Linked DNA regions of Homo sapiens: regions 1 and 2 are each linked to region 3. Evidence: chromatin loops called from intact Hi-C (ENCODE). Cell type or tissue: heart right ventricle. All regions are shown on one strand. Links, peaks and the distances in the headings refer to the core of each region. The heading gives the core; the rest is flanking DNA. Region 1 overlaps PRICKLE1 (prickle planar cell polarity protein 1). Region 2 overlaps PRICKLE1 (prickle planar cell polarity protein 1). Region 3 has its middle 180 kb from the start of LINC02461.

Evidence for each region. Hi-C counts contacts between places; a loop is a spot of excess contacts. Peaks named below come from ENCODE experiments on the same cell type or tissue, not always from the same donor. Only the 100,000 strongest peaks of a DNase experiment are listed, where the experiment ranks them.
Region 1: a loop joins it to region 3, with 3 times the contacts of the local background. A loop is called at or near these places in 47 of 110 quality-filtered maps.
Region 2: it touches region 3 in a loop (14-fold over the local background); 47 of 110 quality-filtered maps call a loop at or near these places.

What each region holds. Positions count from the first base shown.
Region 1 is chr12:42,470,217-42,478,452 of GRCh38, forward strand. It overlaps PRICKLE1 (prickle planar cell polarity protein 1), which reads right to left. Exons shown (of 8, transcript NM_153026.3): 2 at 2,169-2,348; 3 at 30-143. The coding sequence starts at 2,300. Among named protein-coding and RNA genes, the nearest start is that of PRICKLE1, 120 kb to the right of the region's middle. RefSeq lists an enhancer at 5,125-5,194. In heart right ventricle, for the core only: no CTCF peak of the experiment used is centred there; no DNase peak of the experiment used is centred there; H3K27ac peaks cover 2,450 bases.
Region 2 is chr12:42,479,105-42,489,649 of GRCh38, forward strand. All of the region lies in intron 1 of PRICKLE1 (prickle planar cell polarity protein 1), which reads right to left. Among named protein-coding and RNA genes, the nearest start is that of PRICKLE1, 110 kb to the right of the region's middle. RefSeq lists enhancers at 74-163, 2,173-2,784, 3,999-4,118, 4,835-5,743, 6,533-7,272 and silencers at 1,659-1,859, 3,809-3,878, 4,269-4,318, 4,389-4,648. In heart right ventricle, for the core only: CTCF peaks have their summits at 3,838 (motif pointing right) and 4,037; DNase peaks (open chromatin) are centred at 3,187, 3,867, 4,767, 5,117 and 1 weaker place; H3K4me3 peaks cover 3,770 bases; H3K27ac peaks cover 4,842 bases.
Region 3 is chr12:43,333,542-43,344,086 of GRCh38, forward strand. No RefSeq gene overlaps it. Among named protein-coding and RNA genes, the nearest start is that of LINC02461, 180 kb to the left of the region's middle. In heart right ventricle, for the core only: CTCF peaks have their summits at 3,607 (motif pointing left), 3,811, 5,564 and 5,768; no DNase peak of the experiment used is centred there; H3K27ac peaks cover 1,779 bases.

The sequences.
Region 1 (8,236 bases), core at 1,773-6,772, 860 kb before region 3:
TCTAATTAGCCTTCTTCCTGCTATTTTACCTCATTATCATGTGGTGGTAACTGGTACAAAAGCTGTTTAATCCGATGCTTCTCTCCGGGGCTGTTAACGTAAGGAACTTTTTCCTCTGGTAAGCAAGCAAAATAGAGCTGGATCTGCAAAAGAGACAGTGAGAATGGCATCAACATACAGAACTGAGCATCTCAGCTCACTTAATCTTTAAAAGTTACCTTTCCCTAGGTACAGGGTTTGGCCTCTTGTAGCTAATGAGAAGACCAGCTGAGCCAACTCAGCAGAACTGCAAACCTTCAGATAACTAGCACCCAGCTGCTAAATTGCTCTTCAGGAATGTAATTTGTAGTGACAATTAGGGACATCATAAATTATGCACCATAAAATATGCACATTTAAGACCACTCTTCCCGGTGGTGTGGCTCACGCCTGTAATCCCAGCACTCTGGGAGGCTGAGGCTGGTGGATCACCTGAGGTCAGGAGTTCGAGACCAGCCTGACCAACACGGTGAAACCCTGTCTCTACTAAAACTACAAAAATTAGCTGGGCGTGGTGATGCACGCCTGTAATCCTAGCTACTCGGGAGGCTGAGGCAGGAGAATCGCTTGAACCTGGGAGGCAGAGGTTGCAGTCACCCAAGATCGCGCCACTGCACTCCAGCCTGAGTGACAGAGCAAGAATCCGTCTCAAAAAAAAAAAAAAGACTACTCCTCCTCAGCCAGTCTTCCAAGGGGTCAGACAAGAGATCAGCAAGAGAGAGAGTCCTGGGTGAATCCTGCAAATTACTACACAGACTGTGTGAAATGGTCCAAAATCCAGCCACTACACGAACACATTTAATTTGCTCTCTGAATTTTACACAACACAAAGACAAAGGCTGTTTTGCTAAATGTTGTAAACTCTTCTTTATCAGGTTCTCTCAAACATCAGCTTTCTTTGCTTCCATGAGTGCTATTTTCTGAATACCTGAAGTCAGCCTCCCCAGGCAAACTGGAGAGAAGCCACATTGAGCTGTACTTTGCTCACTCTGAAAGGAAAACTTAATTTCTGCTTGTTTGTTTTTCTGATGTCTTTAAAGGAACATCCCTTAATGAGTACTGCAAAGGATACTGCAGAGCTGAGAAGGAATAAAAGAAAAAAAAGACAGGAGACAGGAATTTAGGGCCTGTCTACTTCAATACCTTAGTACCACACAAAACCTACCCACTCTAAGTTGTAAGAAGGGATTCTCTCTAAGTAGTTTGTCAAAATATTGCTTTTCTAACTGCTTCACCAGCACTCCACCCTCTCCCCATTCTATCAGCTCTAGAAGCTTTTTACAGTTATAAACACTTACTGAATATCAGCTACATGCGTGCCAGGTACTGTGCTATGCCATGGATAAATAAGGATACCCTATTCTCATAAAACGTCCCACCCTACAGGAAACAGAACCCTAACATCAGAAGCAAAGCAACCACATACCCCACTGTCAACTTTATTTTCAAATGATGCCTCTGCTCTTTTAATAATATCGCCAGTGATTTTCAACAAGTTAATCATTGTAAAGATATTGGGAAAATTAAATAGGCATATGGAATGTTCTCATCTTCCCTAAAATAACAATACAAACAAAGCATAAAATTAACTCTTTAATTTTTTTTCCAATCCCTGTGGTGTAAGTGACAGGCTCTTTTATATGCAAAGTTATCAAAGGTCAAACGTCTAAGCAGTAACACTTCAGAGGGTTTCTGATAGCTCACTATCTCGCTTCCAAAGCAAAAGCATTGCTGAGAACTGGCATGGAAACTTTTCTCTTTTCTTTTATTGCCTTTTTGTTGTCACAGAAGTTTTTTAAAAGGGAAATTCCTCTCACTCTCAAGAGGGATTCATCCGAAATACACATAACCAATGCATATGTAGTACTCTGGATTTCATTCATTAGAGCAAAAATGGGATCCTTATGAGGCTTCTGGAACCATGGGTACGACGAGATTGGAAACTTCCATTGAGAAACTAAATATGACCTTCAAAAGTAAAACTTCAAAGCCATACAAAGAAGAATAAGGACTGAGGAGGGTGGTATTCCAGCATCTCAGTGATGTTCTATCCATTTACAAAATAATGTTCTAAAGTCTGAACTCACACTGAAAAACAAAGAGTAAATATAGGATGATGAAGTTCCTACCTGCTCTGGTCTCAGGCCCGGGGGGACCCAGGCGTACTCCTCCAATGCACAGCCAGAGTCATCATCTGATGTGGAACTTCTCTGACAGCCAAAGGCCAGTTTGCTCATCTTGGGCTCCATCTCCAAAGGCATAAAGTTTAAAGCCTGGTTTCTCAGTCACAGGACATCAAACAATGGCTGCTGTGAACAATATAAGAAAAAACAAAGACATCTAAAACCTGAATGCATTTCTCTTACCCCCGACCCAGAGCTTTTATTGAATGCTGTTAACAGACAGCTGGGCCCAGAGAAAGTAACCAAATTACTACTGTCACCACCCCCAGGCCCCAGGCCCCCTGAAATTTAAAATTTAGAGCTATATAATTTGGTAGTAGTCTCTTTGCCAGCTCAGAATTTCAGAACATGCCACCAAAGCTAGTTTATTTCCAGGAGCCTTTAAAAGGTGCCTCTCTACAGTCGATTCCTTAGAAAAGTTCTCAAGAAAGTTGATGTGTTGACTTTCTAACTTGCCCACAAATCCTTGTGACATACTGTAAGTTGTAGAAAGAAGTGTCGGGGTCAGGCTACCTGCCTTGCCCACTACTATGCCCCAGGAAAAATGGCTCAAGACCCCACTCGGCACCCCTGTATTTCCTAAGCAATTTTTCCAACTGAGGCAGTGCTGCCTCCTGAGAGTGGGTCCACTCAGCCAAACTGCTTAGGTTTCAGATTTCTAATTATGTTTTGTAAGACACTAAACTGAGTTTACACACAAAATAGAAATAGCACAATTAAATCCTTATACTGCACATTAAATCCTCAAGCCTTTACTAAGGGCTAAAGTCAGTCAGACATTCATCAGTGAGTTCCTTCAACAAACAGTCACTGAATACAGTACTATGTGAAAATAAAATCCAGCTTGGTGACTGTTAATGTTTAATTGCATCATAAGCAGGCATTCGCTGAAAAGTTATGCAGTCAGTGCCTAGTATGTGTGAAATGTCATCAGCCTGCTATGGGCAGAGTAAGATGTAAATCCTCCTCTGAATAAAAAGCCTCCTTGGATGAAGGGCTATAAAAGTGTCAAGACAACATTCCCTGCCCTAGAACCCAGGAACTTTGCTATCACCATTTATGTTCTTTGTATCTTCTGATTATTAAAATCATCCCTCATCCCAGGGCACAAAGAAAAAAATAATAATAGCAGAACTTTCAGAACCAGATGGAGAGATGGAGCTTTTTTATACCTGGGCCTTTCACCCACAAAAAAATGATGTAAAGAAAGAAAATTATAGATAATTATCCCGACCCAATGATTTTAGAGAAAACAAGATTCAGGAAAGTCAAGAGACTTGTCCAAGGTCATATGGCTAAAAGCCAGAGTCTAGTCACACATACACACTGACATGTCAGACTTCCAAAAATTCTTCTGCCTCAATAAACATTCTTCCATCTCAGGAAGGATGTCAAAAAAAAAAAAAAAGTTCTCATTTGCTTAAACAAGTGTAAAAGGCAGTGAAAAGCCATACACTTTCAGCCTGAGACTAAGTCATTTTTCAGTGACTATCTCAATTCAACTCTAAATACTGAGTGTTGGAAAATACTACCTATTAAAACCTTTGATTATTGGCCGGGCGTGGTAGCTCACACCTGTAATCCCAGCACTTTGGGAGGCTGAGGCAGATGGATCACAAGGTCAGGAGTTTGAGCTCAGCCTGGCCAACATGGTGAAACCCCGTCTCTACTAAAAACACAAAAATTAGCCAGGCGTGGTGGTGGGTGCCTGTAATCCCAGCTACTCGGGAGGCTGAGGCAGGAGAATCGCTTGAAACCGGGAGGCGGAGGTTGCAGTGAGCTGAGATTGCACCCCTGGACTCCAGCCTGGGCGACAGAGCGAGACTCCGTCTCGAAAAAAATAAAATAAAATAAAACTTGATTAAAATTTATGGTTTTTCTTTTATAAATGATAGGACATTGAGAAAATTAACATTGTAACAGTTCATAAATGAAGGGCAAGCACCTCATAGCTACAATCTTTATTAGCAGTAGGAGCAATGCCACACATATATTATTCCAACTAATAAATTTAACTTTCATTCACCCTGAACAAGAAGTGAAGATGACCTCATTTCCTACACTACCATTGGGAGGTTATGACCTTTTAAACAAGGCATCATTTCACACAGGTGCGACTCATTCATGTCTTGACTAAGGAAAGGCTTTCTAAACATAGGCGTATTCCTCTGACTCCTCAATAAAAAAGGATGTGTTAATGAGTCAGAAAATGTCTTGGATATTTTGAAAAAACCACTCCCACATGTCAAAGGAAGAGAACCAGAGGTTAAGAATTTAATTAGTAACTCTAAAACTCCTACCAGGAGAATGAGTGCCTTCAATGAAATTTAACCCAAATCATGAAATATGAACATCTGCCCCCTGCTAAATCAGGCTAAGCAGGGAGACACTAAGGTATTTGCTCTGCAGATTTACAAAGAACATAAATATTAAATAGAACCTAAAAATTAAATGTCACTGGATTATAAAACAAGAGAAAACATCACAAATTAAGACAAGCCATGGATTTTCCAAGCCAGCACAAAGATACAGATTGCCGAAGATGTGAATTACTTTTACAGCTGTACTCCCTGATTAGCCTTTTTGTGAAAAATGTGCAGTAAATTACTATCCTAATCAAGGTAAATCAACGTTAGCACTACATGCCACCATCCCACCATCCCCTCCTCCCAATCACCTGGAAGTTCTGGCCACATCTCAATCTTACAATTCCCACAAGTTCATTCCAGCCTTTCAACAAATTACACTGAGGATTGACTGTCATTCATGCACAAAGTAAAGAGTCCAACTGAAGGACATGAGTGACAATACCCTTTTCATTACAGGCATGGCTTTCTGTTTCATTTTTTAGCAGATGGCTAACTTACTTCTCCATGCCTGGCTGGTACCATTAGTGTTACGGCATTTAATCACTGCATCAAGCAACCCACGGTAAGTGGTGTCTCATTTAACAGATGGGGAAACTGGGCCTCAGAGCAATGTCCCTCAGGGTCAATTGCCCAAGGTCAGTAAGTGGTCTTAGGACCGGTCTTGGCTGTGATCCTAAACCCCTGCAACCCCACACTGCCTCCAGGGGGGGAGTGCTGATGGAGCCAATTCCTTTTTCTTTGGTGAATCAGCCAAGCTACCTGCGCTGCAGACACACAAAATGACACAACTGGAAGGTAGTCCACTTTACCCACGGAAGGCATTTTAAGGATATACAGTCAAAAAGGATTGTAAAAATTCAATGGCCTCATGAGCACTTGGTTCAGAGTTTATTCACTGACGAAAGTTTTTCTTTTTCCTTTATATCAGAGAATACTTAAAATGACAAAACCATTCACTCGCAAGTTCTCAGAGCTCATCAAAACACAAACATTAAAAAAATGTTGGCTGGGTGCAGTCGCTCACACCTGTAATCCCAGCATTTGGGAGGCTGGGGGGGGGCGGGGGCAGACCACCTGAGGTCAGGAGTTCAAGACCAGCATGGCCAACCTAGTGAAACCCCAAATCTACTAAAAATATAAAAGTCAGCTGGGCGTGGTGGTATGTCCCTGTAATATCAGCTACTCAGGAGGCTGAGGGAGGAGAATTGCTTGAACCGGAAGTTGCAGTGAGCCAAGATCGCACCATTGCACTCCAGCCTGGGTGACAAGAGCAAAACTCCGTCTCAAAAAAAAAAAAAAAAAAAGTTATATGGCATGGCCTCCACTGGGACCAGGCTGTGCTAAGAGTTGCTACATCATCACTAGCAACTTCTTTTTTCTTTTTTCTTTTTTTTTTTTGAGTTTTGCTCTTGTTACCCAGGCTGGAATGCAATGGCGCCATCTTGGCTCACCGCAACCTCTGCCTCCCAGGTTCAAGAGATTCTCCTGCCTCAGTCTCCCAAGTAGCTGGGATTACAGGCATGTGCCACCACACCCAGCTAATTTCATATTTTTAGTAGAGACGGGGTTTCTCCATGTTGGTCAGGCTGGTCTTGAACTCCTGACCTTAGGTGATCTGCCCACTTCGGCCTCTCAAAGTGCTGGGATTACAGGCGTGAGCCACTGCACCTGGCTAATTTTGTATTTTTAGTAGAGACGGGGTTTCTCCATGTTGGTCAGACTGGTCTCAAACTCCTGACCTCAGGGGATCTGCCCGCTTTGGCCTCCCAAAGTGCTGGGATTACAGGCGTGAGCCACGGCACCTGGCTTCTAGCAACTTATTTACCTGATAACACGAAAACTTCAATTTAGATTTTTCTTTTTCCTATTTATCTGTCACCCAGGCTGGAGTGCAGTGGCACAATCATGGCTTATTGCAGCCTGTCTACCTCCCAGGTCCAAACAATCCTCCTACCTCAGCTTCCCAAGTAGGTGGGACCACGGGCATGTGCCACCACACCAAAGTTTTTTGTTTTTGTTTTTTGTAGAGATGGGGTCTCCCTATGTTGCCCAGGCTGGTCTCAAACTCCTGGACTCAAAATATCCTCCTGCCTCGGCCTCCCAAAGTGCTGGGATTACAGGCGTGAGCCATGGCACCTGACTTCTTTCTTATTTTTAAAGATTGCTTGTACTTGCCAAGAGATCCTGAGAGTCTATTCTTAAGTATATCAGTCGGGTAAAGCAGTGGCAGCTAAACACAGTTCTTACGCTTGTAAAAAGTTACACTAAAAATTATAAAGACGTGGCCAGGCGCAGTAGCTCACGCATGTAATCCCAGCACTTTGGGAGGCCAAGGCGGGTGGATCACCTGAGGTTGGGAGTTTGAGACCAACCTGACCAACATGGAGAAACCCCGTCTCTACTAAAAATACAAAATTATCCAGGTGTGGTGGTGCACACCTGTAATCCCAGCTACTCGAGAGGCTGAGGCAGGAGAATCACTTGAAGCCAGGAGGCAGAGGTTGCGGTGAGCCGAGATCACACCATTGCACTCTAGCCTGGGCAACAAGAGCAAAACTCTGTCTCAAAACAAAACAAAACAAAATATATATATATACACATATTATATATATGTATATACATATGTATATATGTGTATATATGTATATACGTATATATGTGTGTGTGTGTGTGTGTATATATATATATATATATATATATATATATATATATATATATATATATATGACCTCACAAATAACCCTTCCTTAGGCATTTAAAACACTATATGGTATTTACTTTTGTAGCACAGAAGGAAGAAGGGAGCCTGGCCATTCCTTCTGCTCTGGGTCATGGCTGAAGGTCTTCCTGAGGATACCTAACCATGGTTGAATGTGGTCTGCCAAAACATCATGCTTTAAGCCAAGCATATGAGACCACAGGTAAATCAGACCTAATAGAAAAATTCTAATAACTTTATTTTCAGGTATTGTCTCTTAAGGTTGATCACATGAAACGGGCAGAATCAGGTTTAAAAGTAGGCTGCATTATAATGGAAATAGAACTATTCAAAGTTGGGGTTATGACAGAGTAAAACTTTTTTTATGATGCTTCTTTTTTCTTTTGTAGAACCATGCTTAGATGAACTAACAGTGGCCCTGCCCTATACTTTTTTTTTTTTTTTTTTGGTACAATTTTATTTGGACGTTACTTTAAACTTCCAAAAAGTTGCAATAGTAAAAGAACTCTGATGCATCCCTTACCCAGACTCATCAATGGTTTACATTTTGCTCCATTTGCTTTTGCATCATCATCCTCCCTCCCTCTCCCTCTTTCTCTCTCATATGTATACACACTTCTGTGGGATCCATTTGAGAGTGTATTTTTTTACATTCTTTTACCTAACCACAGCTCAAAACATCAGTATTCTTGACTATTCTAAGGCAGATTTATTGTCTTGGTCTTAAAATGCTGTAGCAAACTTAATCATAAATGAATGTCAACTATGCATTAACCAATCCTGTGCTAAGTTTGGAAATAAATCAATAGGCATCCTATTTCTCCAGTGTCTCTCTATAATTTTGAATGTAAATAAACCTCATAATGAAGGAGAAAGAAAAGCAAAACAGTTTTCAGAGATGGGTTTGTTCAGGTTCCAAATAGTCT
Region 2 (10,545 bases), core at 1,550-6,549, 860 kb before region 3:
AAGAATTTCACGACCATAAAGAATTAAAGCTCCTATTGCAACGTACCAATTGGCATTGCTGCTTCCACTGGGACTAAACAGACTTTCTTGAAGCTAACCAGTGACAAATGGAATTGAAACAATATGTTAATAACAAAACCTGAGTTTCATCTTCTTTTTGAGCTTGCGAGAGCTCTAGCCTTCTGAACGGCAGACAATTTTGCCAAGTTATTGACCAACGTTTCCAGCTGCTTCGGTAGCAGCTTCTAACCAGTCCCCACATAAAGCCTCCAATACCATACACATAGCGTGTGTGCGTGCACACATTCGCACACAGCATGTGTAGTGGTCTATGGAGCATGACAGTTTTTCTAGGTAAAGCTTGTTCCCCAAATTCAAGTATGGCCTTATTCATATAACACAGTGATATAATGAGGGGTTCCTTTGTGAAATTTACTTTCTAGGTTCATTCACTGCATTCATTCATTCATCCTTATATTTAAAGTTGTTATTGAACGGTTCTGGGGAATGCCAAAAGGAGCCAACTGACATTTATTCCATTAAAAGCCAGAACTTAGAAAGAAATGTAGCCACCGGGTGCAGTGGCTCATGCCTGTAATCCCAGCACTATAGAGGCTAAGGTGGGTGGATTACTTGAGGTCAGGAGTTCGAGACCAGCCTGATCAACATGGTGAAACCCCATCTCTACTAAAAATACAAAATTAGCCGGGCATGGTGGCGCATGTCTGTAATCCCAGTACTTGGGAGGCTGAGGCAGGAGAATTGCTTGAACCTGGGAGGCAGAGGCTGCAGTGAACCAAGATCATGCCATTGCACTCCAGCCTGGGCAACAAGAGCGAAACTCCATCTTAAAAAAAAAAAAAATTCCATTATTCATCTCCTTGCTTTCTTTCGTGGTGGCACGTGTAAAAATTATATGTGATTTAGCCTTCGGCTGATCATTTGTTTTCATTTTGAGCACAGTAGAAAACACTGGCTTCGGGATTCAAGAAACAGAATGGCCCCTGACCCATACATTTATGATAACTAGCAAACTTTTTGTAGGTTTTTTTCTCCCTGCTCTCATAATGTTTTGATCCCTGCTACCTGTCTCTTATTAAGGTGCCTTTCTCTTTTGCCCACAGCCAACAACCTCCAAACCTTTCAAAATTTGTTGCTTCCGGTATTAGGCAACCATTCTTTGAAAAAGTTTGTCTAAAAGTACACAGAAGCTGGGCATATGCCTATACTCTCAGCTACCTGGTGGCTGAAGTGGGAGGATTGCTTGAGCCCAGGAGTTTGAGACCAGCCTGGGCAATACAGCAAGACCCTGTCCCAAAAAAAAATCTATGTAGTAATTATGGCATGGACAAGGGCTTAAGGACTTCTCCTATAAGCACAGTAACCACTGGTGAAATAAGATAGCATACAGTGTGAGAAGGTGTTATTCAAACTAAAGAGAAGGTTTATTATTTCGTTATGCTATTTTGGCCACTTGGGGATCATTTCATTTTCTACTGGTCTGTATGCTGCTTCCAGGATAGCTAAGGATTATTATCTTGATTGACCTTGACATATACATAAATGAGCCATAACTATGTTTCTGTAAAGAGCTTAATAAGTCAGCACAGTATATGAAGGTCCAGAGGCAGTGAAGAGTGGACGGTTTTGCTAGAAGACAGATTCTTCCAAAGAAGCAACAACAGATGGCAATGGTGTCTGAATCCTATTTTCAAGAATTACACATTTCAGGCAGAAAACTGTGGGCTTATCACTACAGGCAATGGGAAGCTGCAAAAGACATGAATGGAGACTGCCACAAGATACTTCTGGGTCTTAAAGAAGATTAATATGGTAGTGATGGTCAGGAAAAAGATAAAGAACCTGAGAGGGGCCAATTAGTACACTGTCCCTAAGAAAGCTTACACATAGTGACTTGGGGAGGGAAAGTAAAAGGAACTAATAGGAAAGGAAGAAATTGGGCCAAAGACAGTTTTGAGTATTAGGTGATTGACATACCAATACATAAGTACCTTAGGGCAACTCAGAAGGGGAGTGAGGATTTGAGGGATTTCAGGAGAATGAGTTTAATCAGATACATATTGAGGTTGTAACTGTATATCAGGTCTGGTATGATTCCTATTATTCATAATTTTCTTGAACCAAGTCACCAAATCAAAATCATGCAAATAGAAAACAGTAATTGTCAGGGCCTGCCATTGAAAATGAAGTATAAGGTCATATCCCTAATTACATTTTTTTCTCCAATGCAATCCCACTCTAGTTCCTATATGAAGACTACCATGGCATTGTAAGATCCCTATGAAAAAGTATTTCTTGTGTGAACATGCCCAGGGAAGTTAGAAATCCTCTGATCACCAAAAGCCAGAACAGATACTGATTTGTGAAGTCAGTTAGGCCAACATTCCCTAGGTGTCCCCTGCTGCTAAGTGCCATCCGTGGGCTACAAACTGCTTAACAGCTTCTTTGTTAAACTGCTTGTTAACAAGGCCTTAGTGCATGGAAGATGCAGATCACAGGTTCTCCATTCAAAAGCTACTCCAATTCTCCCAGACTACATATGCAGGTGAATTAAATTTAACTACAGACTAATTTAGCAGTACAGAAACATGTCACACATCCATTCTTTTCACAATACAAAATATACCACCCTTATGGATATACACATTTCCTTGTTTAGGATGTCCTTAACTTCAATCGAGATGTGAATTTTCCAGTAAAAGAGACACTAAACTGTCATTTCTTTAAAGGTTTCACACACTCAAGGGGCATTCAGTGCTTACTGTCTACTAAAGACAAAGTCACTGCCAACAAAGCCCAATTCAATTTCACTTATTTGAAAAATAAAAACATAATGAAGTTATCAGGAGATATTGTTTATGAAACATTCCTTTACTAAGTTTTCCATACGAGCAATTAGTGGCATTAGGCCATATGCCCTTTAGTATTTTCTGTATTTTCCAGGTAAACCTCCGTCCAGCATTTTCGAGGTAAACCTCCATCCAGCTTGTACATTTCCCAACAGCTGAGTGGGCTATCACACATCACCCAATGGTCAAGAAACTATCCATTTTTCCAAGAGGAAATGTGGAACTCTTTCAAAGCATTCTAATTTCATGCACAAGTACATTCCATGACAGTAAGAAACAAAAGGAGGAAACATGACGACAAAGCCTGGTCCTCCGCCAGCGCGGCGCTTCTAGGGTCAGATTATCCGCACACGAGTATGTAAAGACAAAATCCAAAATGCATGCCATGGAATGAGGGGCACCACACAAGGCGGTGCTCTAATGAGCCCATTATTTTCCATAATGGGGGATGCAGATATTTTCTCAAAATCGTGTTCTCCTCAGTCTTCTATTGATTTTTTGGATTTCTATTTTCAACAGTGGCCCGAGGAAACGGCAGCCAGACTTGACTCCAATGTACACACAGACTCAGGTTTCGCCCCGTCACCTGTTGGCTCCTGAACAACACTCCTCTTTGTGAAACTTACAGCACCCATTTGAAACAAGTTTCCAGAGAAAACACTTCAAGAAAGTGTTTGAGAAGTCACAAGACTCGAGTTGTAAAAACAAATTCCACACATAGCCTGGCTTATAAGGACACAGACTAACGGGAAAGGCCGAGCTTTTAAAAATGGGGCTGGAGGAAGCGAGAAGGAAAGGATGTCACCGTACTTTGGGAAAACTCAGCCGGCCAATTCTTGATGGGGCTGCCAGTGATGGCTGCAGGGGGTCCCCTGGGTCGTCCCCATCCCCGCCGCCGCAGCAGCAGAGACGCCTCAGAGCGGGCGTCGGCGCCCCCTGGGCCCCGCAAACTCTGCGCTCCAGGCGGCGGCCGCTGCTTAGGCCGCGAGGGGGCGCCCTGGGCCGTGGGTCGACCGGCTCCAGCCCCTCTCTGCGTCCCCGGCCCCAGGAGCCAGAGGCCGAGCTCAGGACGCAGAGGCAGCGAGCGAACCCCTCCTCGGCGCCGACGCGAAGCCCCGAGAGAACAGTGCCCCTTGTCCTCCAGCATAGAACAGTCGCCTTCGAATTCCCCGTTACCCTCCTCCAGCAGAAAGCCTCGCGCCGCTCTTGGCGCCGTGTCACCTCCACGGAGCAGCACTCGCCCTGCGGCTGGACGGTGGGGCCGAGCAGCCACGGGTCCCCACGTCTGTCCCTCAGCTTCCAACGAGAAGCCCCTCGCCGGCGCGCACCCTGCAGCCCTCCCGCGTTCAGTCCCCGCCGCCGGCTGCCATCCAGCCCTGGGACCCAGACAGCGGCTCCCACCTGCGGCCCGGACAGCGGCCGAGCGCGGCCTGCAGCCCCTCGCGGCGCCGGCCCCTGAGCCCTCGGCGCGCACTAGCCGCCCGCCCGCTCTGCGTCTGAAGGAGGCTGGCGGCCCGGAGCGGGAGCGGAGGACTCCCGAAGGAACAGAGGGCTGGGTGCCCTACGAGTCACCCGCACCCACTCATTTCCGGAGGAGACCCCAGCAGGGTGGGGCAGCAAGCACCGGGTCCCCACTACATTGCAGCGGACCGCGCCCCCGGGTCGCGTCCCGGTGCTGGCCCCGCCTGGCGGGCGAGGGGTCGCCCCCGCCCCGCCGTGACGCACTTTCCCCCCCGGCCGGTCCCCGCCGAGCTCCCTGGCGGCGCAGCGCGGCGATCCTCACCCGCTGCAGCCCCTCAGCAGCCGTGAGGCATCCCACAAAAGGTCCTCCAGCTCCGCAGAGACCCTCGGTCCCTGCCGGCGTGACGGACTCTGCTCCCCCGGGTTGGAGTCACCTCGTCCAGGCCACTGCATCCCCCAAGCCCCAGCTCCGCGTCCTTCCAGGATCCTCCTCTGCGGGGAGAAAAACTCGTCTCCGCTCAGCGCCGGGAGCCCGCCTGGGGCCGGCGATCTTCAAAAGTAATCAGAGCCCGCAGTAAAAAAAAAAAAAAAAAAAAAAAAAAAAAAAAAAAAAGTAACCATTTCGTTTCCTGCCGATCCCGCCCTTCGATCCCAGCCGGACCCAGCTCCCCGCTCCCGCCCGCGGGCGGCGCCTGCCCAGCCTGCTCCCGCCGCCGCCCGCTTTCCAGGAACTGTCACTGCTGACCGTGCCCCTGGCCGATCTCCACGAGGTCCCGCGCGCACAATTCCTCGAAAAGTTACCCACCCCCTTGGCCAGCCTAGCGGCTCGAGCACCTACCGCCGCCCGCCCGCTCCATTCTCCCGAGCCCAGTGAGTGAAGCCGCTAAGATGCAAATACCCTAGGACGCTTATGTAAACTTCCCCCTCCCGCAGGTGCACGCGCGGGCCACGAAACGCTGGGAGAATATGAAAGGCCACCTCTTAAAGAAATCATCTCCACTCTGCCCATAACAATGATGTCAGCAAATGGCACATTTAAGCAAGTTCTCACTTAGAAGGGCTCATTAGCATATGAATTCTCTTAGGACTTTCCCTGCATTTCGGAGTGATTCCTACTGCTTAGCGCAGGAGATTTATTTTTATCAGTAAATAACAGCAAAGAAAAGGAGCCAGGTCACGCGATGTACTAACTCAAGTACACTACTGAGAGTTTTTACAAATAGGTTAAGTGAATATCATTATTCAAACACAAGGAAGTGTCCCATACTGAAGCTAATCTTGTTTCTGAGCTATTTGTAGGTACACTGAGAGAAAGTGGAGTTTGGCTTCAGTTGTCTACAGAAAGGGTCAAGAGAAGCAAAACATATCCTCAAAGCAAGCCCAGAAAAAAAATGATAGATTAGTACTCATCAGTAGAGGTCTAATCTCTTCTGAACTACAAATTTTAGTTTCCACTATAGCCTCCTTATCACAAGGTGATAGAAATACCAAGAGAATGAAGGGGAAAATGCAATATTTAAGAGCTTCATCAATTTGTAAAATATCAGTAAATAAAAGCAATTTAAAGTGGTCACCAGTTCCTTTGGTATCTTTTTTTTTTTAAGCTAAAAAATAATCCTGTACCATCAGGATTCCTTGGGATTGATTTGCAACCTATGTGGTTCTACAGTATACACGTGAACAATAGCTCATTGTAACTGTGATTTAAAAATACATAAACAAGTTGCCATAAATAGATCAGTCAAGTAAATCACTCTGTGGCCAAATTCTGTTATCTCAGCTACAAAGTAAGGCAGCTGAGAAGTTTTTTTTTTTTTTTTTTTTTTTTTTTTTTGTTACTCTCTTAAAGTGGCAGAAACAGAAAAGTTGTGGCTCTGCTGGTAGACTAGTTTGGAAACACTGATTCGGACAACACAATTTGTAATTCAAATAGACTCTTTATTGGCCAAATGGATTCCGGTTTTGAAGACGATTCCCAAAACGTTCTGATATAGAACTCTTCTGGCCTTAGGCCTAGTTTAGGGATTTGTGGGAAGACTTCAAAGGTTACCATTTTCCTCTGTGGATCTGTAAAATTAACCATGAATACCTAGGTCAGATTTCCTTTTTCCTACTTCACTCTGTTTGGGCTTCCTCAGGGAAGATTTCAGCTACCTACCTATAGGAGAAATGCGCAATCAATTATTGATTTAAATCAAACTCTGAAATATCATATGATTATGATAAAGGGAGTATCAGCAGGTGAATACATTAAGCCAGGCAGACCCTTTTTGGAATAGCTTTTAAAGGACAGCTACATTAGGCAACAAAATACTTCCAACTACAAACTATAGCAGCACTTATCACTATTAAATGTCAGCCATTGTAAATGTGCTTCCTCTAACGCAGTTACTTGTAAATACGTTTTGTTATATTTTCAACAGGTACTGTCATGGTTTATTACCCATTGTAAGCGTTTTTAGTGATGAAGCAGTGTGGAGACAGTTGCAAGCTTCCTACAAAGGTTCAATCTCAATGAAACAGACTTTAGTCTGGTCTGAAAGGGGTTGTTATTGTCAAGGGTGAACTTATGCAGAATGGAGAGCAAGGCCCCCAACCAGCATCCTTTTGTTTCAGCCAGGTGGAATATTCATGCTTGCAGATCACACTTTAGGGGCCAGTTGAGAAAGGAAGCCCAAAAATTCACAGGGCTTGGTTCCCTCGCTCCATCCTGGTCTTTGCTCTAAGGTCATCTCTACAGAGAAGGCTTCAACTCCCTAACTAAAATATCACCCTCCCTCCATTTGCAATATTTGTCTGCAAAGCACTTAGCATTGCCAGGTATTTACATGTCTATTTGTTTATCGTTCGTTGTCTTTCTCCTTTCCTAGAAGCTGGGGACTTTGGGGACTCACTACTGTATTCTCAGCACCTAGAATGATGCCTGGCACATAGCAGACAAATTTAATAAACATGAGTTAAGTGAATGAATGATTCTCAGACATTATTCTTCTCAGGCCCTCATAAGTATACTATACCTGTACAAGTCTGTTTCTAATCTAAAGTCAAGCTGAACTACAATGTCCTAATGGAGGAGAGGATAATAGAAAATCAGAAATATGCCAAAGGCAGAGAAATAAAGAGGCAGCATTTTGTTTGTCAAATGTCAGCCAGCTGCGTTGGGTCTGGTAGAAAGAGATAAAGGACACAGTACAAAGCCAACTTTGGCGCTAATCCCTGGTTCTTCCATGTTGTGTATATAGTGACCCTGAGGTCTTTTCTGCTCCTTGCCTTCATTTTTTCCCTTCTAAAAAGACCTCCTTTTTAGTTTTAAGGGTAAGAGTTAGTTGCTCTTGGTATCAGACATTTGAAAGGATTTATAACTACTGTAAGTTCCAGCAATCTAGGAAGAATGTATTTAAATGATTAGATGTCTTTCAGGTTTCTTAATAGAAATGAGAGATCAAAGGCTCTGATAATCACAAATGACATCTAACCTAAATTTGAGGGGCAGTTGGCAGATGTAGTATTAAATAGGGTGGCAGTTCTAGTTTTCAATGCGAGCATATTCCAGAACAGCAGTTTGGTTGTTCTGACTATGTAGATAGGTATCTAAAAGAATCACAAAATCAATCATACAAATGTAGAGTTCACAAAACCCTTGGGATCCTACATCTTACCCAGATGAAGAAACTAATATCCAAAGGAATCACTGTAATGATATTTTGTTTCTTTCCAAATTTGTTACTGCTGAAAGTTTATGCCAAATGTGTTACTTTCTTGTCAATTTTAAACATTTCTGTTGTATCCCCGATTGGTCATTATACCCTGGTGGGTCATTGAACATTTGCAAATTCTAGTTACCATTACCTGGGTCTGTGGCATCCCCAGGGAAGGGCCCCAAGGCAGATACCAAGCTCTTCTTAGGGCTAACAGGCATTATAAAGTTTTATAATAGGTTGCAGTTTCCCAAGGTCTCCAATTACTCTTTCCCCTTTGATTATATTTAAAGCAATGTGATTAGAGAGCACTGGTTCTTTAACGTTTTCTACACCCAATCCCTCTTTAGATTTACTACTCCAATAATCCTAGGCACCCATCCCCTCCCTGACCCTCCTTCCTTTGTGAGGGAGGTAAACTCTCCCTTCACAGTACCCTGATGCACTGGGTTTGAAGTTAGGAGACTTAAATGTCTATTATCTGTCAATTACTATGTGACAATGGGAGGAATCACTTCTCTAAGGTGTTGTGTTTTTCATCTCTAAAAATGCTGGAGTTTGGATTAGGTCAATGTTTAGAACTTTTGAGGAGAGAACACAATCCACTTTCCAACTAAAACAAAAAATCTCGGCCAAGCGTAGTGGCCCACACCTATAATCCCGGCACTTTGGGAGGCCAAGGCGGGTGGATCACTTGAGGTCAGGAGTTCAAGACCAGCCTGGCCAGCATGATGAAACCCCATCTCTACTAAAAATACAAAAATTAGCTGGGCATGGTGGCGGGCGCCTGTAGTCCCAGCTACTTGGGAGGCTGAGGCAAGAGAATTGCTTGAACCCAGGAGGCAGATGTTGTAGTGAGATCATGCCACTACACTCCAGCCTAGGTGACAGAGTGATACCCTGTCTCCAAAACATAAATAAATAAAATGAAATAAACATCTCGATATAGAAACAGAAGTGTCACTGCTTTGTTGAAGTTCTGGACTGGCTTCCTCCTGACACTCTCCCACAACTCTCCTCACCCCTGTTGTTCCAAGGCAGCCCCCAGGCACCTCCCTCTCTAACTAGATGCTCCCAGAAGCTCCACCAGTTCTAGTATTTCCTGGGTCTCTAAAGACTCAATAGCTGATTATGACACTAATACCAGATAGGTGTTTACAGCTGTGCTGTCTGGAGTCCACAGCCCAAGTTGTGTGGGAGAATATAGGACCAGGTCCGTTCATTGACCTTGTTCAGGGTTGTTATCTACTACTGAAGACACACTGCCATCTTTGCCCACCCTAACCCTTACTCCCAACTATTCTGAAATACTCCTTCCCCCAACCCAGGAAATGTTTGTTACTTTTCATGAACAGATAATTAAACTAGCATTCAGCTTAATTGAATAAAAAACTTTAGGTTCTGACCTTAGGCTCTGCAACCCTCTCAACACCTGTCCATCTGTGGTTTGATACACTCTTAAATTTCACTACTGAAAAGCTACCAAAATGTTAAGAAACTAAGAAAATATATTCCAATAAATATTGAGAGAGCTGTACCATGGCAACATATCCAACATTTATTAAATTGCAAACCCCAGTATACAGTATAATCATATTGTTATAAGTAATATTTGGTAAGCTGACATATACATTGCAAAATTATTTAGATACTATAAATACCAAACCAGTAGTATGGTTTCCAGGGGAGGGCAGATTATAGGAAATTATCATTTAAAAATTATATTGATAAAATAAGTGAATTTTTATATTTTCACATTATATGTAAACCTTTTCTCTATCAATCTATCTTTTTTTTTTTTTTTTTTAAGACAGAGTTTCGCTCTTGTTGCCCAGGCTGCAGTGCAATGGCACAATCTCGGCACACCACAACCTCCGCCTCCCAGGTTCAAGCGATTCTCCTGCCTCAGCCTCCTGAGTAGCTGGGATTACAGGCATGCGCAACCACGCCTGGCTAATTTTGTATTTTTAGTAGAGATGGGGTTTCTCCATGTTGTTCAGACTGGTCTCGAACTCCTGACCTCAGGTGATCTGCCCACCTCGGCCTCCCAAAGTGTTGGGATTACAGGCATGAGCCACCACGCCTGGCTGTATCTATCTATCTATTTGAGATAGGGTCTGGAGCTGTCACCAGACCCTATAAATATTTATTTATTTGAGACAGGGTCTCAATATACTAAAATATACTACAATATTAATATATGGAAGAAAAGTTTGAAAGCAGAAATTAACATTCCAAATTTAAGGCCGGGCGCAGTGGCTCATGCCTGTAATCCCAGCACTTTGGAAGGCCGAGGTGGGCAGATCACTTGAGGTGAGGAGTTCGAAACCAGCCTGGCCAACATGGTGAAACCCCGTCTCTACTAAAATATACAAAAATTAGCCGGGCATGGTGGCAGACGACTTAATCCCAGCTACTTGGGAGGCAGAGGCAGGAGAATGGATTGAACCCAGGAAGCAGAGGCTGCAGTGAGCCAGATTGAGCCATTGCACTTAAACCTGGGGGATAAGAGCGAG
Region 3 (10,545 bases), core at 3,157-8,156:
ATGATTAATAACATAGTTGAAAGAGATTATAAAAGGAGAATTCTTTCTTGTCATTGGATAATCTGTTATAAGCTATTTGGGCTGTATCTACATTTAATAAAATAACTACTTAATTCAGTAAACCTGGTTTAAAAATGTGCAAACTAATAAGTGTAAGTCATGTAAATATAGTGTAAATAAATATCATAAATATAGTGATTTGCATAATTTTAAACCAAATGTTCCCTGTCTGTGAACTGCAGGAACAAATTTAAAAGCCCCAGAGGGGGAGGAGTGTAACAGAGGAGTAAGAGTGTAACCCTAAAACCAGACCGCCTAGGGTCGGATTCCCAGCTCAACAATTAGCTATACAGCCTTGAGCAGGTTGATTATAATTGCTCAAGGTATACCATTAGCCTGTATACCACTAACCTTGATTGCAGTATCAGTTACTGAGTATATACATTTGTCAATACCCATTTAACTAAACACTTAAGATCTGTGCACTCTGTTTTATATAAGTCATTTGCAATAAAACAGAAAAAAATGTTTAAAAATAGCATTCCTATATGAAGAGAAAAAAATCACAATAGTTATCACGTATGTTTGTTACAGGGATTAAATAAGATAACACATGTAGCCCATTAGCATTGCTGCCAGTTTAGTATGATTTACAAAAAAAAGAAAAAAGAAAAAAAGATAACACATATAAAGTACCCTACAAATTATAATTATTTGAGTAAGGGACCAAAATTTTGCAAGGTAAATATTACTATCCTTTTTGTTTATTTGTTTTAAATTAATGAGGAGGCCTGGAGCGGTGGCTCATGCCTGTAATCCCAGCACTTCTGGAGACTGAAGTGGATGGATCACTTGAGCCCAGGAGGTCTAGGCTACAGTGAGTTGTATGGCGCCACTGCACTCCAACCTGGGTGACAAAGCAAGACCCTGTCTCAAAATAATAATAATAATAGGGCTGGGTGGGGTGGTTCATGCCTGTAATCTGAGAACTTAGGGAGACTGAGGCAGGTGGATCACTTGAGATCAGGAGTTCGAGACCAGCCTGGCCAACATGGTGAAACCCCGTCTCTACTAAAAATACAAAAATTAGCCAGGCGTGGTGGCGCACGCCTGTAATCCCAGCTATTCTGGAGGCTGAGGCAGAAAGAATTGCTTGAACCCGGGAGACGGAGGTTGCAGTGAGCTGAGATCGTGCCACTGCACTACATCCTGGGTGACAGAGTGAGACTCCATCTCAAAAATAAATAAATAAATAATAATTAATTAATGAGGAAGCATAGTCTTAAAAATTTATACAGTCATCCCTCAGTATCCATGGGAGATTCATTCCAGGACATCTGATGAATACTAAAATCAACAGATACTCAAGTCCTTGACATAAAATGGTGTAGTATTTGTATTCTCCCATATACTTAAAATCACCTCTAGATTCCTTATAATGTATAATACAATGTAAATGCTATGTGAATAGTTGTTATACTGTATTGCTTAGGTAATAATGATAAGAAAAGTCTCTACGTGCTTAGTACAGATGCAATTTCAAAAAAAAAAAAGTGTTTGATCTGCCATTGGTTGAATCCATGGATGTGAAGGGCCGATTGTACTAACTTACCAAAGATTTGAAGCTGAGTTTTAAATTCTGATCTGTTGAATGTCAAAGTTTTCTTCACTGTAATAGAAAATTACAATGTGGACCCTCTTTAGGAAGTTTGGCTGGATCGAATGAACGGTTTGGTATAAATCCTGTTCTTTTCTTGTAGTTTAACCATGGGAAAAGCACTCAAGTGATTCAAATGTTTTAGTAAAAATATTCTGAACACAGAAAATTCAAATTTGAAAGTTTACAATTGAAAATCTTAAACTGGATACAGCAAGGGAGGGATGAAAACATTATGGAAAATGAGAAATTCATTCTTGTTGTCTGTTAAATACTAAGGGAATATTTTGCTGTTTCAAATCTGTTTAGAACTGGTACTTTTCAGATGGACAGCCTAATAAATGGTGGTAGAAAACAGATAAACTTTGTGTATGACTTTTTGGAGAAATATACATCAACATGAAAAATACATAAACATAAAATTAGGTACAAGCTATGTTAGTTATATGGTTTGAATAAAAAGAAAATCATTATGAAATATACAGCTTGTCTGTATGAACCTATTTCCAAATGACACTTTGTAGGTTATGAAATGTTCACCTAAAATTACCATTTGTATATAAAAGACTTACAAAAAAGTTCCCAAATTTCTTCTAAATCACAGTTGAATTTAGTTCCACTTTTTAGCTCATCTCCATTTGCCATACAATGAAGGTGATCCTGAGAATTAAGTAGCACTTTAAATAATGTATTATCAGCTTTGATTCTATATTAATATCATAAACTCATTCATGTCTTAAGAGTCATTCTCTTTGATTTTTGAAATTCTGACATTTTAATGAAATTATGTAAAGGGTTTGACTATTCTTTTGGAAAATCTCATTTAAAATACATCAGTAGCAGCATCTTTATGTAAAAAAATCAATGTTTCTGTCATTTATTCATTAAAATAGTACTAGCTACATGTTCAGAAAGAAAAAAAAAACCTGTGCAAAGTGTGATTGGTATAGAAAGGCATCCTCAGAGAACTTTCAACTTAGCAAAGGGAAACAGAATTCATACTGAAATGACCATCATAGACATTAATATTTAAGGATGTCATTTAATACAAGGGCAGTAGGCTAAAAGTAAGAAAAATATTTCTGGAAAGGTAGCTTACTCTGAACATAGAAAGTTCAAACTGAAAGTTTGTAATTAAAAATCTTATATTTGATACAGTGCTAATACAGAAGATTTAACAGAGAGTGATTCAATGAGAAAAACTAAAATGAGCAGAGACACAAAAACACAAGAGCAGAGACCCAAAAATAGGAAAATAATGAGAAGATTAATACCAACTGGTATAACTACAAATTTTAGCTAGTAGAGAAATAGGAGATAAACATTAGAAAAGATGGTTGGTGGCAGATTGGAAAGGTCTGAAATGCCAGAATAAAAAATTTAGACTTTTATTCCCCAGGTTGTGAAATGCTGGCTTTATCTTTATTCTAAGCAGTGTTTTTCAAAGTATGGTCTTAGGAATCTTGGGGTCCTCAAATGAGTCTCATGAGGGGTTTTATGAGGTCAAAACTATTTTCCTAATACTATGACAGTAATAGCAGTTGTCACTCTCACTGCCCCAGAGTTTTCAGTGTAGTTTTCCAAGATGTGTGAAGTAATGTAACAATCCAGGTGTCTTCTCTTAAGCAAGACATTAAAGAGATTTACAAAAGCATAAACACTTGCCATTTTTCTCAATAATCATGTTTTTGTTTTTGGAAAATGTTTATTTTTCATAAAAATATATTATTTATATAAACATGTAATGGTGTATTATAGGTATTTGAAAATAAATTAATACATATTTTTAGAGGTTCTCAGTTTTTATTTCTCAACTAAATAAAAATATATAACCTACCTAAACAAAAGCTCTTTGAGGTCTTCATTATTTTTAAGAGTTTAAAGTGATTCTGAGACCAAAATATGTGAGAATCCTAACAGTAATCTGGTCTTGATATAGACTCAATCATGACCTCTAGTGGATATATCCAGCCATTTTGTAAACTTGGGGACATCAGATTCAGTCACCAAAATTAAAAGAAAAAAATCATTTGAAATCTCACTGTCATTTCTTCTTGAGAATTCGTTCATAATCTTCTACCATAGGTACCAAATCTAGTTTCAGGTACAGTGGCTAGAGCTAGGGTTTTCCAAGGTATCCCTGGATCACCTGCTTCAGAATCACCTGTGAGATAGGCTTACAAGGAAGATTCCTGGGCCTTTTCTAGAACTTTCAATCAGAGTTCCTTGTGATGCAGCCCATCTGCATTCCATCAAGAACCCCACAGTGTTCCTATCAACACTGACATTAAGATTCTTGTTTCAGTATATTTGTGCTGTATATTTGTGCTGTACTTAAGAGTTTACAAAGAATCACCAAAAAATGGTGGTTAAGACTTACATGGAGTCAAAGACTTTTGCTCACTTGTAATTTCAGTGCTCACAGACTTAGGTGCTTTTCCACTAGAAGATATATTGTTATCAGGCAGGCATTTAGAACCTAAAGTTGATGGGTCTGTCCAAAGATAAGAAGTACCTACATGTCCCTATTGAGACCTTAATTCATCAGAGAACCACTCTACCCTCATGAAGGAGGAAAGTATGAGTCAAACCTGCACTTCTAAGACTAACATGCAAAAGAATCACTAGAGACTGCAAAGCTTAAAATATTTACTATCTGGTGATTTACACAAAATTTGCCTACCTCTTGGTCTAGATCAATGCTTTCTAAGTTAACAAACAAATAAATCTTCTAGGGATCTTGTTAAAATGTAACTTCTGATTCAGTGGATCTGGGGCCAAGATTCTTATTTCTAATGAGCTCCCAGGAAATGCTGCTGAGCTGCTGGCCACCTGAGAGCAGGTTTGAAATGCAGAACCCCAGGCCTGAGGGCATGCCCACTGACTTGGCAGGTGCCTTTCACCAGGAAGCACAGGTAATCTTCATGCCAGTGAACGATTACACCGGAAACATTGGTGCAATCTACCAAAAAAAGAGCATGGTTTTTGACTTCTGACAAAGCTGCATTGGAATCCCACTCTTATTTGTTAGGTGTAAGAATGCAGCATACAATTCAAACTCTCCTAACATCCTCTTTTTCCTCTTTAAAGTGATGACAAAAATACTTTATCCACCCACATCTTAACCTTGTTGTGAAAGTGCAACGAGACAACGGAAACAATTGCTGAATAATAGCTAACACATACTGATGGCTAAACCACTGCTGTGAATAATTTACAAACAAAGAAATCAAGAAACTGACAAAGAAATAAGAGTAGTGGAACAACTTGTTTGAATTCAGGCAGAGAAGGGTAGAACTGGTATTCATTCTTGGCTCATATTATCTACTCCTGCCCTCTTAAAGGCCCCCCAGCCCTGTTCAAATGTCTGTGTTGATGACTTCTATCATGATTTGTGAACATATTCTGAGACACATCTCTATGCACAAATGAAAGAAACCTACAGTCTGGGCCAATAGGAAAAATGTTGCAAACCTCAGTACACACACCTGACCTTGCCAAAACATCAAAAAGCAATGAAGTAAATCTAAAGTTATCCTGATCAAAATCCTATGTTAGGACAATTTTGTTTAATGAAGATTAGGCTACAAAAAAAATCCAGCAATAGTCTACTTTTATGATGACTATATTACATGCTGGAGGAGATAGCAGTGTAAAAGCACCTCAATTATCTAGTTTCCTTGTCTTTAAAATCACCTTAGAGATTGCTCTCAGGGCAGTTTTGACACCAAAGCCTCCATCTGCTTATAATCTCCCTTGCCTTCTGAGAGCTATTTCAGTCCTTGCTATTTTGCTCAGCAGGAAGTCACCATCCCTGCTACTCACTTTCATTTTTCCTTCCTGCCCTTATTAGAGGTCACAGTCCTTGAAAGCTCTTTGGAAAAGCTTTATAAAAGGCAACAGCATCCTCTACTGACTGTGACTCATAATGTCAAAGGGGCACCAACTCCAGCATTTGAGCATGATTTGTGTTACTTCTGCTTTAGTACCCTTATCAGGGATTTTTTTATGTCCTTATTTTATGCTGATTTTCATATTAAAATGAAACATTGGTGTGTGAACTAATTTTAAGTAGTAAAATAAAATGGCTTTCAGCAGAATATTACACCAGGTGTTGTTTTGAAAAACATAATTCTTTGCACATGGCATGGCCTTTTTTCAGAACCTCCAGGGCTTGCATTGTGATTCTTTGCCTAAGTCTTGTCACAAATTCCACATGACATTTTTCTCACCATTGATACTTCCAGCACCATAGGGCCTGTCAGATCACATGGTCCAAGTGGCAGGGCTGCCTGGACCCCAACCTGAATGAGCTATAAGCCCTTTCCCATTCTAGACCCAATTCATAGAACTCACACACTGTCCCATAATTCAGTATAAGAGCCAACGCAGTGTTTTTAGTTGTAGAATATGTTGCCTCAGAACCCGAAGAAGTCTTCCAGCTATTTTGCTCTCTTTTTCATGGTAAGAGCTGTAAGATACGAAGGTTTGATTTTTATCAGGACAGGATGTCCCAGCAGAGCTCTGATCACTAAAATCCCTAAACTCATAGGTTTCTGTCAGGTTTCTGACATTTTTATGGGGTTTATCTCCCCTCCTCTGCAGTGGGTATGTTTTATTTAACAAGACCTCCATCATCCACTTCTTGCTCATCTAATCCAGTCTACATATAACCATCAATGTAATGGATCAATGTGATGATCAAAGATGACCACATGATCCATATTTCTTTGGAGTATGACTGTCACAGAAGATGAGAAAATTAATACAGTCTTGAGGTGAAGCATAATTGTAAATGTAACTTTTTGGGTCCAATCCATGTGATTATTAACTATTTCTAATCTTCTTTCCTTTTGGGGATAGAAAAGAACAAATTTGGTAAATCAGTGGCTGCAGACCATGTGTCTGAGGTCATATTAATCTGTTATAGCAAAGATACCACTTCTGCCACCAAGACTGTGTTGACAATTACTATTTGGTTGAGTTTGTGGTAGGCTATAGTCATCTTCTAGGATTCATCCAGTTTCTTCAGCATACAAACTGGTGAATTAAATGGAAATAAGATGGGAAACACTATCCCCGGAACCTGGATTCATTAGATCCTTAAGGGCACTAATCTCTGCCATCCTCCCTCAATATCACTACCTCCACAATGTGATAAGACTTCCAGACTGGGTGTGAGATTTGGAGACCTCCATCTTCCCTACTATGACAAATCTCACCCCACAGGCCAAGGACCCAATGTGAAATTGTACCAACTGCCATGTGTTTCAATCCCAGTTGTACCTTCAGATTAGAGGAATGATCACCAGGTGGACCTATGGATCTATGGACCTAGCGAACCCCATATAAATCAGAACATAGCCAGGATTCCATTTATTATCTGGACCCCATCCTAATGGTTATGATGACATTTCATGTCTCCAGATGTAAGTATTATCTCAGACACAGTATCTAATGGTCTCTGAAATGCATAGACGTTCCCATTTCCTTAGTGCACAATATCTGAGTAAATGTCCATAGATGTTTCAGAGGAAGGATTGGGAAAACTATTAGCATATAAATTCACTGGGGTTTGGCAGTCTTTCCTCCTGGGGACCAAGCCACTCCTCAGTCAATGGGTGTTGAGTCTGAAAATTGCCTCAAGTCCAAAAATTTGGCAAAGAATGACTGTGCTTGGCCTCTTTTGATGTCTTCTACTGGTAGACGCTGAGTAATGCCCTTGTTGACTCCCCTCATATTTTGACCCTTTAGATAACGTGTTCTGTTGACTATCTCCATAACTCTCAGCAGGGCAGGCCCCCTCAAATGCCACTTCTCCAGCTTCTGCCAGTACATGTTGGCTAGGTCTTGCAGCTCCTTTGGGAAATATCTCTTTTCCTTTGTTATAAAGCCCAGTAAGTCCCTAGCTGGGTCATGCTGTGACTTAATCCTACTTATAGGTCCAGTGTCCTAGTGCCCAGGAGGAGAGGGAAGGGCAGATCCAGAAAGAGGTACCTAAAACTTTGTGGAAGAGGGGCCTCTGCATCATCTTCCAGAATGCAGGGTGTACTGGTTCATACTAGGGAGAGGCTGGCCATTCCTGTAGGCTCAGAAAGTTCAGAAGTCTTTCAGTTCAAAACATCTGGAGGAATATCAGGCCAGATGATTCTCTTCATGTGTCCCAGGGTTTCCCAAACAGGTCCTATCCTTAGTTTGTCTTCTTTTTGCTTCCTTTTGTTGCTAACATTGATCTTACAAGCTGTGATCGTGTTTTGCTTTTATTTAAAATTACAAAATATACTGAGTCTTTCTCCAACCTACAAGTTGTTTGGAAGTTTTGTTTTTAATATCCAAATTAAATTTTCTGACACCATTACATTTTCACATTTTTTCTTGTAGTTCTGTCCATTTTTACTTTTTATATTTTGAAGCTATGAGTTTGGGTGCGTGGGTTCAGGATTGCCCTAAGTTTCTGATAAATATTTTCTCTGGTTGTGTCAGAGGCATTTGAACCAGAGTGACTCCATCTTGAATAGGGGCTGTGTAAAATAAGACTGAGACCTATTGGGCTGCATTCCCAGGAGGCTAGGCATTCTTAATTACAGGATGAGATAGGAAGTTGGCACAAGATACAGGTCACAAAGATCTTGCTTATAAAACAGGTCGTGGTAAAGAAGCCGGCCAAAACCCCCCAAAACCAAGAGGGCAATGAAAGTAACCTCTGGTCATCCTCACTCCTCATTATATGCTAATTATAATGCATTAGCATACTGAAAGACACTCCCATCAACAACATGACAGTTTACAAATGCCATGGCAACATCAGGAAGTTACCCTACATGGTCTAAAAAGGGGAGGAACCCTCAGTTCCAGGAATTGCGCACCCCTTTCCTAGAAAACTCATGAATAATCTACCCTTTGTTAAGCATATAATGAAAAAATAAAGTATTCTTACACAAGCAGCCCATGCTGCTGCTCTGCCTATGGAGTAGCCATTTTTTATTCCTTTACTTTCCTAATAAACTTGTTTTCACTTTACTCTATGGACTCACCCCAAATTGTTTCTTGGGCAAGGTCCAAGAACCCTCTCTTGGGGTCTGGATCAGGACACTTTTTCAGTAATAGTTGTTTGTAATAACTGTCTTTACCTTTTCCAATGCTTTAGGCTTAAAGAACATTTTGCAAATTTTAGTAATTCTACAAGGTTCATACTTACCTAAAATATCTCTTCCTCAACCCCTTATTTTTAACTTTTTCAATCACTACGTTTTATATGCATTTCTTTAAAGCACATAAGCTGGACTTGAAAAACGAAAACAAAACCAAAATTACTGATATATCTTGATTCAGTTTTACTGCCTATTTTGTGCTATTTTTTACCATGCTTTCTCTTTGCTTATTTTATTTTCCTCCATATCTCCTCCCTTGATGAAGTTTTGTTTATATTCTCTTTCTCCTATCCTTGTTTAGAAGTTAGAACTTTCAATAGTCACCCTTATAATTTTAAACATGCTTATTTAACTAAAGTCTGAATTTTATCTCTCTACTTTATTCCCAAAGAAAATGAGATCTTCAGAAAGCTTTAATTACAAATCACCCTCCTACCTCTTTCAAACTCGTTGTAGGTCAGCATTTTAATTTTTTAAAAAAGGACATTTTTATTGTTAGTTTTTGCAGTCAGGGCTTATTCAGATTTACACAAATGTTAACTAAATCTTTGCATTTACATTCTGAGATCCATGCCTTTACTACTGATGTAAAAATTTTAATGGTCAGTAAAGGGTCCATGAGTAGGTCATTGAGCAAGGGTCCATGAGTAGGAAACACAGTCTTTGTATGAAAATAACTTTATTCCACATTTATTGCTATTTTTCTGAGTATACAACATTAGAATGACTGTTCATTTCCCTCTGCACTTTGAGCTTGGCTATGCATATTGTGGTTGCTGCTGCTCTATCTTATCCAGCATCTCTGCAGTGAGGGGGAGGCCTATGTTACCCCAGCTCACAGAGTGGCTGTAACCAGAAGGTTTCTCTAAGAAAAGCCTTTGATTAGAGCCTCTTCAAGTTCGGATTTCCTTTCCTTTCAAACAAAAAAAATTCTAATTTTTAAAGCTGGCTTTGTCTACTCATGTGTTGAAGATATGAGCAGGGTTTATAAAATATTTTCCCACTACACAGCCCAAGTCTAAATGAACCAGATTAATTCTTCCTCTTTGTCCCATTGTACCCTGCACCAACTTGAATTATAGCACTGTCACAACCAAATTCACTTACTTTGCATATGCCTAGCTCCCACACTAGAATGTAAGCATGATGAGGGTTGAAAAGTTACGTACTTAGAATTGTATCCCTAGCTCTTCATAGGGTACGTATATAAACAGTGTTTCTTAAATGAGGCAATGGATAAACAAGTTATGTTTTCTTTCTTTTCTTTTTTTTTCATAGTTAGGGTCTCAATCTGTCTTCTATGCTGGAGTGCAGTGGCACAATCATGGCTCACTACAGCCTCAAACTCCCAGGCTCAAGCAATCCTCCTGCCTCAGCCTCCCAAGTAGGTGAGACTACAGGCATACTCCATCATGCTCTGATAATTTTAAAAAATTTTAGTAGAGATGGGGTCTCACTACGTTGCCTAGGCTGGTCCTGAACCCCTGAACTCATGTGAGCCTCCTGCTTTGGCCTCCCAAAGTGTTGGGATTATAGGTGTGAGCCACCGTGCCTAGCCAGTGATGTTTTCAACAGTGGGAAATCTTAGACCTACTTCTGAATTTCAGTGGCTGTACTAGTCCACTCTCATGCTGCTATAAAGAGTTGCCTGAGACTGGGTAATTTACAAAGGAAAGACATTTAATTGACTCACAGTTCTGCATAGCTGGGGAGGCCTCAGTAAACTTACAATCATGG